2 separate regions of the Homo sapiens genome follow, and region 2 is linked to region 1. A link is an interaction called in ENCODE POLR2A ChIA-PET data of the cell type or tissue named here. Cell type or tissue: PC-9. All regions are shown on one strand. Links, peaks and the distances in the headings refer to the core of each region. The heading gives the core; the rest is flanking DNA.

Evidence for each region. ChIA-PET counts read pairs that join two places held together with the same protein. Peaks named below come from ENCODE experiments on the same cell type or tissue, not always from the same donor. Only the 100,000 strongest peaks of a DNase experiment are listed, where the experiment ranks them.
Region 2: POLR2A ChIA-PET joins it to region 1 with 15 read pairs; 11 of 35 experiments call an interaction of 5 or more read pairs at or near these places.

The regions. Positions count from the first base shown.
Region 1 is chr1:43,578,325-43,585,718 of GRCh38, forward strand. It overlaps PTPRF (protein tyrosine phosphatase receptor type F), which reads left to right. Exons shown (of 34, transcript NM_002840.5): 7 at 486-596. Among named protein-coding and RNA genes, the nearest start is that of PTPRF, 51 kb to the left of the region's middle. RefSeq lists enhancers at 2,938-3,759, 3,921-4,190. In PC-9, for the core only: no CTCF peak of the experiment used is centred there; a DNase peak (open chromatin) is centred at 4,077; H3K27ac peaks cover 1,286 bases.
Region 2 is chr1:43,652,977-43,660,370 of GRCh38, forward strand. KDM4A (lysine demethylase 4A) reads left to right here. Exons shown (of 22, transcript NM_014663.3): 2 at 161-337; 3 at 2,615-2,790; 4 at 7,322-7,394. The coding sequence starts at 200. Among named protein-coding and RNA genes, the nearest start is that of KDM4A, 6.5 kb to the left of the region's middle. RefSeq lists an enhancer at 6,806-7,394. In PC-9, for the core only: no CTCF peak of the experiment used is centred there; no DNase peak of the experiment used is centred there.

The DNA of each region.
Region 1 (7,394 bases), core at 1,467-6,466:
CCTTCCTGGTGGGCGGCAAATTCTCAAGCTCCAGCCTGATGAGGGCATGGCGTGCTTGTGAATCCCAGGCCCGCCAGTCTGCAGGCTGCTCCCACACCTGGCTCTGACTGGCTTAGTGGGGCTGCGGGGCCAGGAACACTAACAGGGATGTTGATTGGGAAATAGGCTCCAGTACTGGCAAGAGTGTGGCAGAAACTGAATGGAGCTGGGGGTTGGGGTACAGTCCCTGGCAGAGCAAAGGTGGGTCTTGCTGGACTGTGGGGAGCATGAGATTGTGCTCCAAAGCACAACCGTTGGTTCTAGACAGGAGGCCACTGGGCTCTTCAGGGAGAGCTTCCTGGAAGCAGCAGGGGTGCCAGGGTGTGGCCTGGATGAGCTTCGACATCTGGTCAACATCAGCCACAGATGCTGTCGAGACCTCTCACCGTGTTCCAGGCCACACTCGACATGGGCCGTGCCTGACCTCTCGCTTCGTGTACCCACAGGTGCCTTGCAGATAGAGAGCAGTGAGGAATCCGACCAAGGCAAGTACGAGTGTGTGGCGACCAACTCGGCAGGCACACGTTACTCAGCCCCTGCGAACCTGTATGTGCGAGGTAAGGACTCAGGCAGTGCCTGGCCCCTGTCACCACAGAGCTGTGCTGCACCTGCCGGGCTCTCTGCCCAGAGCCCTTGGTGCAGACACGCAAGGGACTGCCATGGGCCCAGTCTCTTCTCCTTCCTGCTTCTTTCTGCAGCAGCAGCAACAGCTCCCACTGGGCAAGTTCCTGGCGTCTGCCACTACTTCGCCTTCCTTCCTTGCAGGCCCATGGGGAAGCAGCCACTCTTGGGAGCATTTGTATCTTTTGTAGGTCTTGCCGCATGGGCCCGGAGCCCCATGGGAATTTGGAGCCATCCAATCCGACTTCTTGGTGTATGTGCATGTGTGTGTGCACACACGGGCACACTTATCTGTGTGTAAATGCATGCATACCTGGCCTGGCTTTCCTTCAGTACATCCTCCTGCCTGCCGCAGCATGGTGGGCTCCAGAACCACCATGGCTCTGGGCTTTGGGGTAGTAAGGCCTCAGGAACGGACCAGGCCAGGTGAGCCTATCCTCTGGCCAGGTCTTCCTGGAGCCTTCCTGGAGGAACCCTTGTGTTCAGCTGTGAGCCCCTGTGGTTATGTTGCCTCGGGTGAGCACCTGGTGTGTTCCAGATGTTCTTTGCTGGGAGCGAGTGGACAGTGTGCTTTCTGGAAGTCCAAGTTCCCAGCAGAGAGGAACCTGGGGACTGTTTTGGGGTTTCCAATCTCTGCTATGCTCACAGCCTAGGGGTGACTAAAGCTGGCCACCTTGCCCTTTCCTGAGAACACACTGGGTCTGGTATACATGTGCCCAGAAGGGGCCCTGAGAGCCCCTTCTACCCTCATACTGTCCCCTCACCTAGCCTTCTTGTACAGATGGATGTCATTAAAAGTTAAACTGTTGACCGGGTGTGGTGGCTCACGCCTGTAATCCCAGCACTTTGGGAGGCTGAGGCAGGCAGATCACGAGGTCAGGAGATCGAGACCATCCTGGCCAACATGGTGAAACCCCGTCTCTACTAAAACTACAAAAATTAGCTGGGCGTGGTGGCGCGTGCCTGTAATCCCAGCTACTCAGGAGGCTGAGGTAGGAAAATCGCTTGAACCAGAGGTTGCAGTGAGCCAAGGTCGCGCCACTGCACTCCAGCTTGGTGAAAGAGCAAGACTCCATCTCAAAAAAAAAAAAAAAGTACAACTGTCTCCACCCAGGGGATTGTAAAGGAAAGCGGACATGGCTCCTTGCAGTGATGATTCCATCACGCCAAGTGCTTAGCGCGGCTTCCTGAGGGGTGTCGTCTGACTCTCCACCCAGTGCACGTGGTGGGTGATGGCGGTGGCCTGTCCGACTCTTTGGGGCCATGTGGTCAGACTTGCTTACTCAGAGCAGAGAGAATTAGGCTGTCAAGGCTGTCAACCAAAATACACTTATCAAGGAGTTGCTGTCTGTCATGGGAGAGGGTGGTTCTGGAGAGGCCACAGGCTGCCAGCCCATTCGGTGACCAGTTGAGCTGCAGAGGAACTATTTGTGGTGGGCAAATTGTGCTTCAGAGACTATTAAAGATGCTTCATGAGAGTTGGGGGCATGGGATGGGAGGTCCCCTAGCTTACTGTCAGGTGTCTTACTCCTCAAGGCTCAGGCCTCAGGTCAGCTTGTCTGTCTTCAGGAACAAGAGCCTGAAAACTTCCCAAATGGCCTAGAGGAGTGGAGTTGTAAGCGGCACAGCCTTGGCCCCACCCTGCCCCAGGCAGAGTGTCTGGCAGGCATTGGGGCTGGCGAGTCCACTCCAACAGAGGAGCAGCTGGAATGACCCTTCTCAAAGATCTGCCTCCTCCCACCCTGACTATCGCAAATGCTGTGCTCTCTAGAGCTCTGCTCACAAGACTGTAGGGTCGAGAGTGGCAGTTCCAGGCCTCAGCAAGAAAGCCTTTGCATGTGGCTGCACCAGGGAGAGGAGAGGCCCAGTAGAGCCACTGTAAACCCAAGCCAGCTGCAAGGGCGTGGCCTATGGGCACATTTCCCAGGGCACAGCTACAGGAGGCAGTGCTGAGGCAGAAGAAGGCCCAGAGGTGGATGGACCCCCGCATTGTCCTCTTGACTAGGCAGCATTCTCTGAAGTCACTGTTACACTGGCCCCAGCCCTGGAGGCAGAGCAGTGGGTCTCTTTGGAGATCGACTGAGCTCAGCTGCTGTAGCTGGCAGCTCAGTCACTGCCCAGGGAGCTCTTATGTGCAGCCCCTTGGAGCATCCCTGTCTGTGGGGCTCCCTGTTTACACATGGTAGACTCAGGCAGGGCCCTGACTGGCTCTTGCCATGGCCCAACCCCTAACTCTACCAGCTCTTCTTGAATCTACCCTTCTGGCTCCATCCCCACATGCCTTTTGGTAGGAAATACGGGGGTTCCTTTAGTTCCAGCCCCACTTGCCAGGGACTCCAAAACAGCCAAACCTGACTTCTGTTGTCTCTCTCACACACACATACGACGTTCCTCTAGGCCCTGATGTCTCAGGACCGTTTCTAAGCTCTGTCCCCAGGACCTGCCTCATGTAGACCCTAATTGAATCTACACCACCCTGCTTTGCCAAGAGCAACCTGCCCCATAGGCCCTACTGTCCTACTGACAGGACTTAGGCACACCTGAAAGGCCCTGCTCCCTGGGTGCCTTGCCTCTGGTGCCCCCACTGCTCGTCATCTCATGGTTGGCAAAACCCCTGCCTTCTGCCCTCAGCAGTACTAGGGGCCCTTCAGCCCCAGCGCCTGGGGACAGCCTGTACTGGGCTGACCACCAGCTCTGCATCCTGAGCCCTGCTTGTGGGTGGATGGCCGTGGAGGAGTCCCCAGTGCCAGCCTGCTTTCTGGCCTGCACCCCGTCCCATCTCCCAGCAGAGAGGCTTCGAGGTTTCCTCCCACAGCAGGCTCCTGAGCCTCAGACGGCTTGATGTGGGCTCTAGCCCTGAACTTCTCAGCCGCAGCACTGTTGACATTTTGGGCTGGACGATTCTTAGTTGTGAGGGGCCATCCTGTGCATTGGAGGGTGTTTAGCAGCATCTCTAGCTCACTAGATGCCAGTGGCACCCCTCAGTCAAAACAAACGTTGCAACGTGTCACCTGGGGGAAATTACTGATGGCTTCCCACTGCCATTGTCTCCACCCATCTGACTCTCTTCACCTGTGTCCACTGGCCGCAAGGCTTCGTCTCCTCATCAGACTTGGCTTCGGTGTCTACCTCACATCTCCCTTCTGTCCCCCAAATTCTCAGGGCTCCCAGTGTCGCTCTCTGAGGCCACGCGACTGCTACATTTAATGGGACAGTACACGTGAAGCACCAGGCACATTGCCAGGCACACAGGAAGCACTTGCTAGTCAGTAGCCTCTGCAGCTAGCACTCGGCTACTAGTCAGTAGCCTCTCGGATAGCACTGTGGGGGGATGTGTCATCCAGTTACATCTGACTTTGTTCACAGTTGCCTGCAGCTCCACCCACAGTCTAGCAGGCCCAGGCATGCTGGGTGGGCCAGAGCCTTTCTCCTTCACCACCTGACTCTCCCTGAGTGACTCATTCTCTCCTTCCATCTACAGCTCTCTGGGTGTACAGCTGCTGGGGCCAGGGTGGAGCCCTGCCCTCCTCAGAGCCTGGCCTACCTGTGCCAGGACTACCAGCCTTCCCCCTTTCTCTAGGGACCTGGCTGCGGGCCACAGCTGTCTAAAACAGGGACAGTGCCTTTTTCCCCACAGGTGCCCAGACATGCTCCTTACACCGGTGGTGTGTGTGGGGGTGGCTTCTAGTGGCTCCTGTACCTTGGCAGGTTTGTGGGCTGGGTGGGCCTTGACCCCAGAGCCCGGTCCACAGGGTCTGTCTGAGCTGTGGGGTGCGTGTGAGGCATGGGGGCCTGCCTGTGCCCCATTTTCACCTGCCCCGGCCCCACCCTCGGCCTCCCTGGCGCCTGCTGGCGGGCCTCAGCCCTGTCCACCATGTCCTCCATGAGTCCTGAGTCTTTTGTGAGTGATGTGGTTCGTGTGCACCTGTGTGCATGTGTGTGTGCGAGGGGGCACAGGAGTCTCGTCTCGTCTCCGTGCTGTGTGGGCAGATGAAGGTTGGCCTGTTTTTACTCTCTCTGTGTTTCTCCTTGTCTTTTTTTTATTCCCTCCTCATCTTCATCGCACTCTGCCATCAACCCAAACTCTCATCTCTCAGATCAGCGAGAAGGTTGGTCCTTTTCACTTCTTATCCATCTACAGTTCGCCCATCGATGGGACACGCCTGTCAGTAGGGCCCAGCGGGCTCGGTCAGCTCCCTCAGGCTCACTGCGCCGTGCCTGCCTGCCAGTCTCTGTTGTTTGGGCCGGCGGGCAGGCAGGACCAGGGATGGGTGGGCAGACCCCTGACCTGCATGTTCCTGCTGCTTGGGTCCCTGGTGCACCACGTGTCTGCATGTCCCCTTAGCCTGGTTCCCCTGCAAGGGTGGTGGGGTGGGCATGCTGCATGGCATGAAACTGTACCCCACCTTTGCACCCAGGCCGGGCCAGCTGTCTGATCCAGGCGGTGCTCAGGAATGGTTGTGGGGGGCTGTGGTCAGAGAGAGGTGTAAGACCTGTAGCGCTTTGTGTGCACCTGTGGGACCTTTCACCGCCCTCCTCGCCTAGAGACCCAGGCTCAGCCGAAACTACTGGAACATTAAGGCGAGAGGCTAGAGCAGGCTGTCCTCCCAGTATCCTGCAGCACAGGGCAAAAGTCCTGCAGTGTGTACCCTGTCCTTGAGGCCCTCAGGTCCCCCACCAGGGCTTAATGGGGCAGTCAGCCCTGGTCTGCCTCAGGGAGCTTGGTGTCCATGGCGCAGGGTGAGTAGCGTCATCTTGGCACCCTGAGGAAGTCTCCCATAAGGTTGTCTTTTCCTTCTCCAGCCAGATCCAAATTAAGATCCTCCTACCTGCCCCAGGCCCCTCTGCCCAAGCTTCCCAGCTAGCTCCCGTGTCTGTTTGAGGGTGGAATTTAGCCCACCAGCCAGCTAACTGACATTCCTTAGCTTGATGCTTTGCATTCAGACTCAAGTTGCTTCTACCTGGAGTAACTGAACGGTCAGCTGCAACTTAGCAGGATCCATATGGGAGCCTGGAAGTGGCCCCTGACTCAGCCACAGGTTAGGAAGGGTTTCCTGGAGACTGTCCTTGAGCCCATTCCAGAGCAGGTCTGTTTGGGGCTTGGTTTTCCGCCCCACCCTTGGAGCCAGACCCCCACCACTGATGCTGGGGTTGGCAGCAGGGGCTAGTGGTCATTCATGTATCACATGGTCTGTGTGGTCAGAGGAGACTCACCTGTCCATTGGGTTTTGGGGGTTCAGGATAGCAGTGTAGGACAGGCTGAGCCTCAGGGAGCAAACCCAGGCCATCCTCGTTCCCTCTGCCACATCCTCCGTGGCTTGAGTTTCCTCTGTGAGGGTGAGGGAGCCGGTCGAGAGGAGGGCTATAGCCTAGGCTCAGATATCAGCCCTGAGCATCCATCCATATGCACAGCTGAGCACTGGGGCATTTCTGTTACACCATTTTGCTGACCGGGCAGATCTGCGAGGGCGTCCAGAAAACAGTCATCAGCAGAGACAGCCCAGCCCAGAGTGGCTCCTTCCATGCCCCTTCCTCTACCCTCCTGGTCCCTCGTCCCCTCCCTTCCCCCACCCCACCCTATGGTCCCACCAAAAATAAGCACATGGACAAATATTTAGCGGGAAGGCAGACATGAGTTTCTAAATATTCCAGGGGGATTTGCCGGGCTGGTAATTTGTTTGGTGCTGATAATTGCATCTTACATTTTTCCAGCTTTACTTAAAACTGTGTGCCGGGTTTGCCGGCATTTAATTACTGCTCTGCGGCAGCCACAAGGTTATTTATTAAAGAGTTATTTTATCTTGATACAGTGGATCCTGCCCCTCATCCCCTCCTTAATGTTGTGTTATTTTCATCAGAGAAATTTCTCTGAGTGAATGCAGATTGCGGGGCTGCCTCCCCCTGCGATTAGGCTGTCACTCTACTGAATGCTGATGCCTCTGGGCGCCGCACCGCCCTATTATAGGGGGTTGTCAGCGCAAATAATTAGACTTAAAAGTTACAGCTGAAATATAATCCAGAAATGGCAGGGCCCTGTTTTGGAAATTGTCTATAAAATGTCAGCACTAAGGATGCACAGGGAACGGTAATATACTGGCATTGTTGGAGCCTAAGATTAGACCCTGAGTGCATTTTTCCCAGCTCCAGTTTTTCTTTCCCTGCTGTTGCTTCTGTCAATAGACTGTCCAGGGTGAGGCCTGTTCCTTTTTGGAGGCCCTGTGCCTGCAGCAGTGGGTGGAGGATGGTTGGGGCTGCTGCAGTGAGATGCCAGCCACTCCAGCTGTTGGCATGGGGGTGGCTGTCTGGGCAGGTCTAGGATGCGGGTCCCTGTTGGCACTTGGAATACAAGGAGGTTGTCCCTTGCCTGTTTCCCCCACCCTTCCTCTGTAGACATACCCTGACCTCCCTCACATGGAAAATGTCTCAGTCTCAGTAACGTTTCTGCGTGGCTGAAGCCCAGTGTCCTTGTGAGAGTGAAGGTGGTGTGCCCAGGAGCCTCTGGACCTGAGGCCCTTGCTTGGTGTTGCAGGTGACCCTAAAGGCCACTGTTGACCTCTCACACTTATGCCTAGCCCCTAGAGCTCTCCCTGCCCCCTGCATCTAGGAGGGAAAAAATAAACACAACTCTTCTGTGAAGCGCCTCAATTTCCTGACAGCCGCAGGAGTTGGAGGCTTTAGAAGACGTGGCTCAGGGCGTTGGCCTGACCTCCAGGGCTGATCCATGAAGTCCGCCT
Region 2 (7,394 bases), core at 1,658-6,657, 75 kb after region 1:
CCCGGCCCCTAAATAACTTTTCTAGAGGTAGATTCCAGGTGTGAAGTCTTAACTGTGTCTTTTGAATTTCTATATTATCTTTTACTGTTTTCAGAGTTGATGTTTCCAGCACTTAATTTTAATTTTTATATTATTTTATACTCTTAATGTGTTTCTTCAGATTCCTGTCTGACTAAAGGGACCTCAAAAAGGAGGGAAAATGGCTTCTGAGTCTGAAACTCTGAATCCCAGTGCTAGGATAATGACCTTTTATCCAACTATGGAAGAGTTCCGAAACTTCAGTAGATACATTGCCTACATTGAATCCCAAGGAGCTCATCGGGCAGGGCTAGCCAAGGTAAGGAGCTGGGATTGTTCAAATGGTTTTGTTACCTAGGGCAGAGCAGTAAGATTTTTTTCCTACATTTGGGCCGGAACTGTGTTTTACTGAAAGTTGGGTGGGGTGATGACTTTAGTGAATGCGGTTCTATTTGCAAGTTAATTCCCGTTGTTAACATCAGAAGCATCTCTGCTTTTAGGTAGGAAGAGAGCTACTTGGAATCTTCAGAAAGGGGGAGGTAAAGAGCTAGTGTCTCCAGGCCTGGCTGCTGTTGTGCCTCAGCCCTCTTGGTGGAGCTGGGTGCTGTGGTGTTATTGAACTGCCAGTGAGTGCTTATGCCATCTGACTTCTCTTGCTCTCATTTCAGTCTCATCCAGCACTCTAGTAGCAATTTGGCTTCCCATGTGGACTTTCTTCAAGGGGAGAGAATGCACTGGCCAGCCAACATGAGTATTCTGGTCCTTGTAATTTGAAATTGGTTTCTGGTTTGTACTTCTTTCTCCTGTGAGTTGGATTCGTTATTTTTCCTGAGTCAAATCAGCTTTTCATATATTCTGTCACAATCAGGTTGAGTGCTGGAAGCTGAAAGAACTGCATTTCTGGAGAGATCCTCAGGAAACTGAGAGGCAGGGACCTCAGTCTAAGCCAGGAGGAAATTTTTTACACCATTTTATGTTGTTTGAATTCCCTACCATATGTGCTTGTTACATTTTCAATATGAAAAGAGAAAGCAAGAACATTGGCTACAAAGCTGAGGACCAGTCTTGGACCCTGGTGCCTCCAGAGACTTGAGACGACCACATCCTCTTTCTTATCTGCAGATACGGCTACTGCTGGGTTAATAACAGCAGGCGGGAATAGCAGGGCCTGCAGTGCAGTTTTTCATAGCACATTGCTTTTTTTGGTTGTACTTTATTAGATTTAAAGTTACCAAAAAAATGTCGGTTATTACAAGTTAAATATTTCAAACGCAGATAAAGAAAAGGCTGATCTTCATCCACCTTCTCCAGTGCCGTCTCCTTAAGTGGTATTAGCTCCCTCCACACCTTTTTCTCTGCTCATACAAACATACACACATATAAAATAGTGTTATTTGTTTTGTTTTTAAAAGAGAATGGCATCATGCCATATACATTCCTGTGTTGGTTCGTTCATTCTTTTTTCTTTTTTTTTTTCTTTTTTCCTTTTTAACAACATATATTCCTCCCTCTAGGTCAATTATGGATTCAACTCATTCTTCTTTTTTCTCATGTCGACTGTCTTGTTAATTTATTACTATTGGAATGGGTAATTTGATTATGTGAGTAAAAACAGAATGCTATTGGAAGGTAGCTAATGTAGAGTCTTGCTCCCTTTCCGTATTTTCTTATATGTCCTTTCAGTGTTGCCTTATGCAGATGCTTGTGAGTGTGTGTGTGTGTGTGTGTGTGTGTGTGTGTGTGTGTTGTTTTCTCCCTTGTTACATAAAGTAAAACAATACTCTCTAATTAAAAAAAAAAAAGCTGTATAGTATTCCATAAAGCAGATCTATCTTACTTAACTATTCAAGATTAGATTTTTTTTGTTTTTTTTTGAGATGGAGTTTCGCTCTTGTTACCCCAGCTGGAGTGCAATGGCGCAATCTTGGCTCACTGCAACCTCTGCCTCCGGGTTCAAGCGATTCTCCTGCATCAGCCCCCCAAATAGCCGGGATTATAGTTGAGTGCCACCACACCAGGCTAATTTTTGTGTTTTTAGTAGAGATGGGGTTTCACCATGTTGGCCAAGCTGATCTCAAACTCTGACCTCAGGTGATCCACCTGCCTCGGCCTCCCAAAGTGCTGGGATTACCGGCATGAGCCACTGTGCCCGGCCTCAAGATTAGATTTTTAAGAATGTTATGCTTCTTTGTAATTAAACTGTAATCTAGTGTGTGAAAAAAGGAAATTCTGTACAAGTATAGAGTTGACCAAATCAAGTAAAGTTGTGTTTGTGATTTTTTTAAAGAGAGCCCTGGGCTAGGAGATTGAGAGAGAATCAAGTCTTTAATCTCCTTTCTTGGTGTCCAAATAAGATACTGAAGCTGGGAACAAGTATTACTTACCTTAGGTTGCTGCAATTAGGCAGCTGGTTGGTGGCAAAAGTGGATCAGGGTTAGCATGCCTGTGACTTACTGTGTTTTGGTGAATGTGGGTAAATCAAAGTAACTGTCTAGTAAAATTGACTGTTAGGTTGGCTGGTAACTACATGCTTCCTGGACTCTGACTGGCTTGCCAGGTTTCTCATCTGTCTTTTTGTTTCTTGTGTTCCCTTCAGGTTGTTCCTCCAAAAGAGTGGAAGCCACGAGCATCCTATGATGACATTGATGATTTGGTCATTCCTGCCCCCATTCAACAGCTGGTGACGGGGCAGTCTGGCCTCTTTACTCAGTACAACATACAGAAGAAAGCCATGACTGTTCGAGAGTTCCGCAAGATAGCCAATAGCGATAAGTGAGTGGAAACCCTTTCTTACCTGACATAGCACCTAGGACCCTGGTGTCTCATCCTCCTAGCATCTCCAGGACTGCTGCTGTCCTGATGAACAGTGTCTTCAGCAGGATGGCTCTGTTCTAGCTGTCTCCCTTTCTGCTTTTTTTATGGAAGCATTCCCTCCTCTCAGGACTGTGTCCCAGTCTAAACCTGTTCCTGTTCTTATAACAACAAATCCCATTGTTTTTCCATCAGAAGTAGAATCATTTTCTGACTCTAAAGTTGCAAGGAGAAAGTTGGATGTGGTGCACAAGGAGCTTTTGCTGGGTATTATCAACCACCTGCTCATCAAAAGTGCTTTAGTTCCACTTCCTCTCTCTCGGGATGCTCTGTGTTTAATTGTGCTGGAATTTCTCACTGCCCATCCAGCCTGCTAGCTCATTTCTGTTTTGACATTAACAGTGTGAGTAAACCACCAAGCTGGTTGCTATTTTCTGTCACTCCTTCTTTCTCTGTACATTCCTGTCTCTTTTAGAGATATCTTTCTTTGTGTAGGCCTGTTTTCAGTTCTTCTCTGCTGTTGGTTTTTTTTTTTTTTTTTTTTTTTTTTGAGATGGTGTCTCACTTTATTGCCCAGGCTGGAGTGCAGTGGAGTGATCTTGGCTCACTGCAACCTCTGTCTCCCAGGTTCACGTGATTCTCCTGCCTCAGCCTCCCAAGTAGCTGGGACTACAGGCACGCGCCACCATGCTTGGCTATTTTTTGTATTTTCAGTAGAGACAGGGTTTCGCCACATTGGCCAGGCTGGTCTTGAACTCCTGACCTCAAGTGATCCTCCTGCCTTGGCCTCCCAAAGTGCTGGGATTACAGGCAAGAGCCACCACTCCTGGCCCTTCTCCGCTGTTTTTAATGTTTAGTTCTCATTTTTCCTGAGATTCACAGAGAATAAATTTTGTGTTTCCTTGTTCAGCTCTGACTACTCCATCTTTTTTTTTTTTTGAGGTGGAGTCTCGCTCGTTCCCCAGGCTGGAGTGCAATGGTGCAGTCTCGGCTCACTGCAACCTCCACCTCCCGGGTTCAAGCAATTCTCCTGTCTCAGCCTCCCGAGTAGCTGGGATTACATACAGGCGCCTGCCACCACGCCTGGCTAATTTTTGTATTTTTAGTAGAGACGGGGTTTCACCGTCTCTACTGTCACCCAAGTTGGAGTGTAGTGGTGCAATCATGGCTTACTGCAGCCTCGACTGCCCAGGCTCAAAATGATCCTCCTTGCTCAGCCTCCCAAGTAACTGGAGGTATAGATAGGCATGTGCTACCGCGCTCAGCTAATATTTTTTATTATTTGCTGCCCAGTTTGGTCTTGAACTCCTGGGCTCAAGCGATCCTCCTGCCTCAGCCTCCCAAAGTGCTGGGATTATAGGCATGAGCCACTGCATCCGGCTGACACCTTAACTCCTTTTATTTATTTTTTTTTTTGAGACAGAATCTCGCTCTGTCGCCAGGCTAGAGTGCAGTGGCGTGATCTCGGCTCACTGCAGCCTCCGCCTCCTGGGTTCAAGCAATTCTCCTGCCTCAGTCTCCTGAGCAGCTGGGATTACAGGCGCCCACCACCACACCTAGCTAATTTTTGTATTTTTAGCAGAGGCAGGGTTTCACCATGTTGGCCAGGATGGTCTCGATCTCTTGACCTCGTGATCCACCCGCCTTGGCCTCCCAAAGGGCTGGGATTACAGGTGTGAGCCACCGTGCCCGGCCAACCTTAACTCTTAAAACATCTACCTTGCTGGCCAACCTGCTGACCGATGAGAGAATTTACATAAAGGCATGTTGAAGAAATGTGGGGCTCTGCAGGTGAAAGGCTGTATCCTTCCTGCCATCCTTATTGTCTGATTTTTGCTACACATGAGGAGCAAACTCACCTGCCTTCTGTTTCTCACATGGAATTCAGCCAGGGGCTTCAGTCTCCTCAGCCTTTTTTCCCTTTTTGTTAAGGCTTTTTCTTTTCTTTTTTTTTTTTTTTTTTGAGATGGAGTGTCGCTCTGTCACCCAGGCTGGAGTGCAGTGGCACAATCTTGGCTCATTGCAGCCTCCGCCTCCCAGGTTCAAGTGATTTTCCTTCCTCGGCCTCCCGAGTAGCTGGGAGCCCGCCACCACGCCCGGCCAATTTTTTTGTATTTTTAGTAGAGATGGGGTTTCACCATATTGGCCAGGCTGGTCTCGCTTTTTCTTCTTTTAGCACACTTGTTTTCCTTTTAAATTAACCAGCCCTATGTCTATTCCTTTCGTCCTAATACATAGCAGATTACCTTTAAAGTAAAAACATAACTTTTTTTTTTTTTTTTTGAGACAGAGTCTCGCTGTGTTGCCCAGGCTGGAGTGCAGTGGCACAATCTCACTCACTGCAATCTCTGCCTCCCAGGTTTAAGCGATTCTCCTACCTCAGCCTCCCATGTAGCTGGGATTACAGGTGCCCACCACCACGCCTGGCTAATTTTTTTGTATTTTTAGTAGAGACGGGGTTTCACCATGTTGGTCAGGCTGGTCTCGAACTGTTGGCCTCAAGTGATCAGCCTGCCTTGGCCTCCCAAATGCTGGGATTACAGGCATGAGCCACCGTGCCCAACCTAAAAACCTAAATTCATGAAACAGATTAGTTGACAATAGGGGAGTTAATTGTATTTCAGAGAGAATGTTAGGTCTCTAAAATTTATTATTCCCTAGGTTGACATTAAAGTGTAAGGCAGTTACTTAGTCAGATTTTTTTTTTTTTTTTTTTGAGATGGAGTCTTACTCTGTGGCGCGGGCTAGAGTGCAGTGGTGCTATTTAGGCTCACTGCAATCTCCGCCTCCTGGGTTCAAGCAATTCTCCTGCCTCAGCTTCCCAAGTAGCTGGGACTATAGGCGCCCGCCACACCACCCGGCTAATTTTTTGTATTTGTTGTAGATACAGGGTTTCACCATGTTAGACAGGATGGTCTTGATCTCCTGACCTTGTGATCCGCCTGCCTGGGCCTCCCAAGTGCTGGGATTACAGGCGTGAGCCATTGCTGCTGGCCAGCTCTGCTAATTTTTAAAGTTTTTGTAGAAATAGGATTTTGCCATGTTGCTGGTCTCAAACTCTTGGGCTCAAGTGATCCTCCTGCCTCAGCCTCCCAAAGTGTTGGGATTACAGGCATGAGCCACTGTACTTGGCTAGTTTGAATCTAAAAGAAGTTTTTTTTTTTTTAATTAAATTTTCAGTATTAAGCTAAAGAGTATAGATATTTTTAGACTGGGTGCATTGGCTAACTTCTATAATCCCATCACTTTGGGAGGCCGAGGTTGGAGGATCACTGGAGGCCAGGAATTTGAGACCAACCTGGGCAACATTGCAGGACTTCATTTCTACAAAAAATAAAAACACCAGATGTGGTGGTGTACACTTGCAGTCCTGGCTACTCGGGAGGTTAGGGCAGGAGGATTGCTTGAGCCCAGGAGTTCGAGGCTACAGTAAGCTATGATCACACCACTGTGCTCCAGGCTGGGCAGCAGAGCAAGGATCTTGTATAGTTTTTTTTAAGGTATAGTTTTCTTTTCTTTTTTTGAGACAGAGTTTTACTCTATGGCCGAGGCTGGAGTGCAGTGGCGTTAGTTAGCTCAGCTCACTGCAGACTCCTCCTCCTGGGTTTAAGTAATTCTCCTGCCTCAGCCCCCACCCTAAATAGCTGGGATTACAGGCGTGTGCCACCACGCCCCTCTAATTTTTGTATTTTTAGTAGAGACCAGGTTTCACCATGTTGGCCAGGCTGGTCTTGAACTCCTGACCTCAGGTGATCCGCCCCCGCCAGGCCTCCCAAAGTGCTGGGATAACAGGTGTGAGCCACACCCCTGGCCAAAGTGTAGATATTTTTATGGCTTTATGTAGATAGGTAGATATAAATATGCGTATATGTGAGTACGTATTTTCCTAATTGGAATATTGGATGTGCAAAAATCTATATTTTTAGAGCTATTTTATATTTTTACTAAAATATTTGTTGTTTTTAGGAGTGATTACTTGGTGAGTGTCAGCCACTGCGTAGGGCGCTTGGGCATATAGCAGGGGTACTTACAAATGAGCCCTCTTGGAGCAGCTTCCTTTTGGCTGGTTCAGGGAGGTGAATGCTGTTGGAAAGCCTTAGCTCTTCACATGCTGCTGGGTTTTGGTTGTCTGTGGATATGTAGGGACCTTGGGTCTTGGTCTGTAAGCCCATTTTCTCCCTGGGTGGCCACCTGAATCTAGCAAGGTGTAGTTTAAGTAGAGTCTCTTCAGAGAGTTGAGGATGTTGTGCTTGTTAAGGAAGACCGGTTTACATCTGTGTGTACATTACCTTCCTCAGGCTTCCTCAGGCCCAGTGCTCATGGAAGGGACGTTGAGGGACTGACTACGTATTAGAGCCTTGAAGGCCAAGATTATGCCTTGTTCATTTGAAATTCTTGCTGTCACTGGAATAGGGGATTATGTCTTGTAATGTTCATAATGCCTAATAAACCCCTGTAAGTGGTTTACATGTTTCTTTTTACTTTCAAAAAGGTACTGTACCCCACGCTATAGTGAGTTTGAAGAGCTCGAGCGGAAATACTGGAAAAATCTTACATTCAATCCT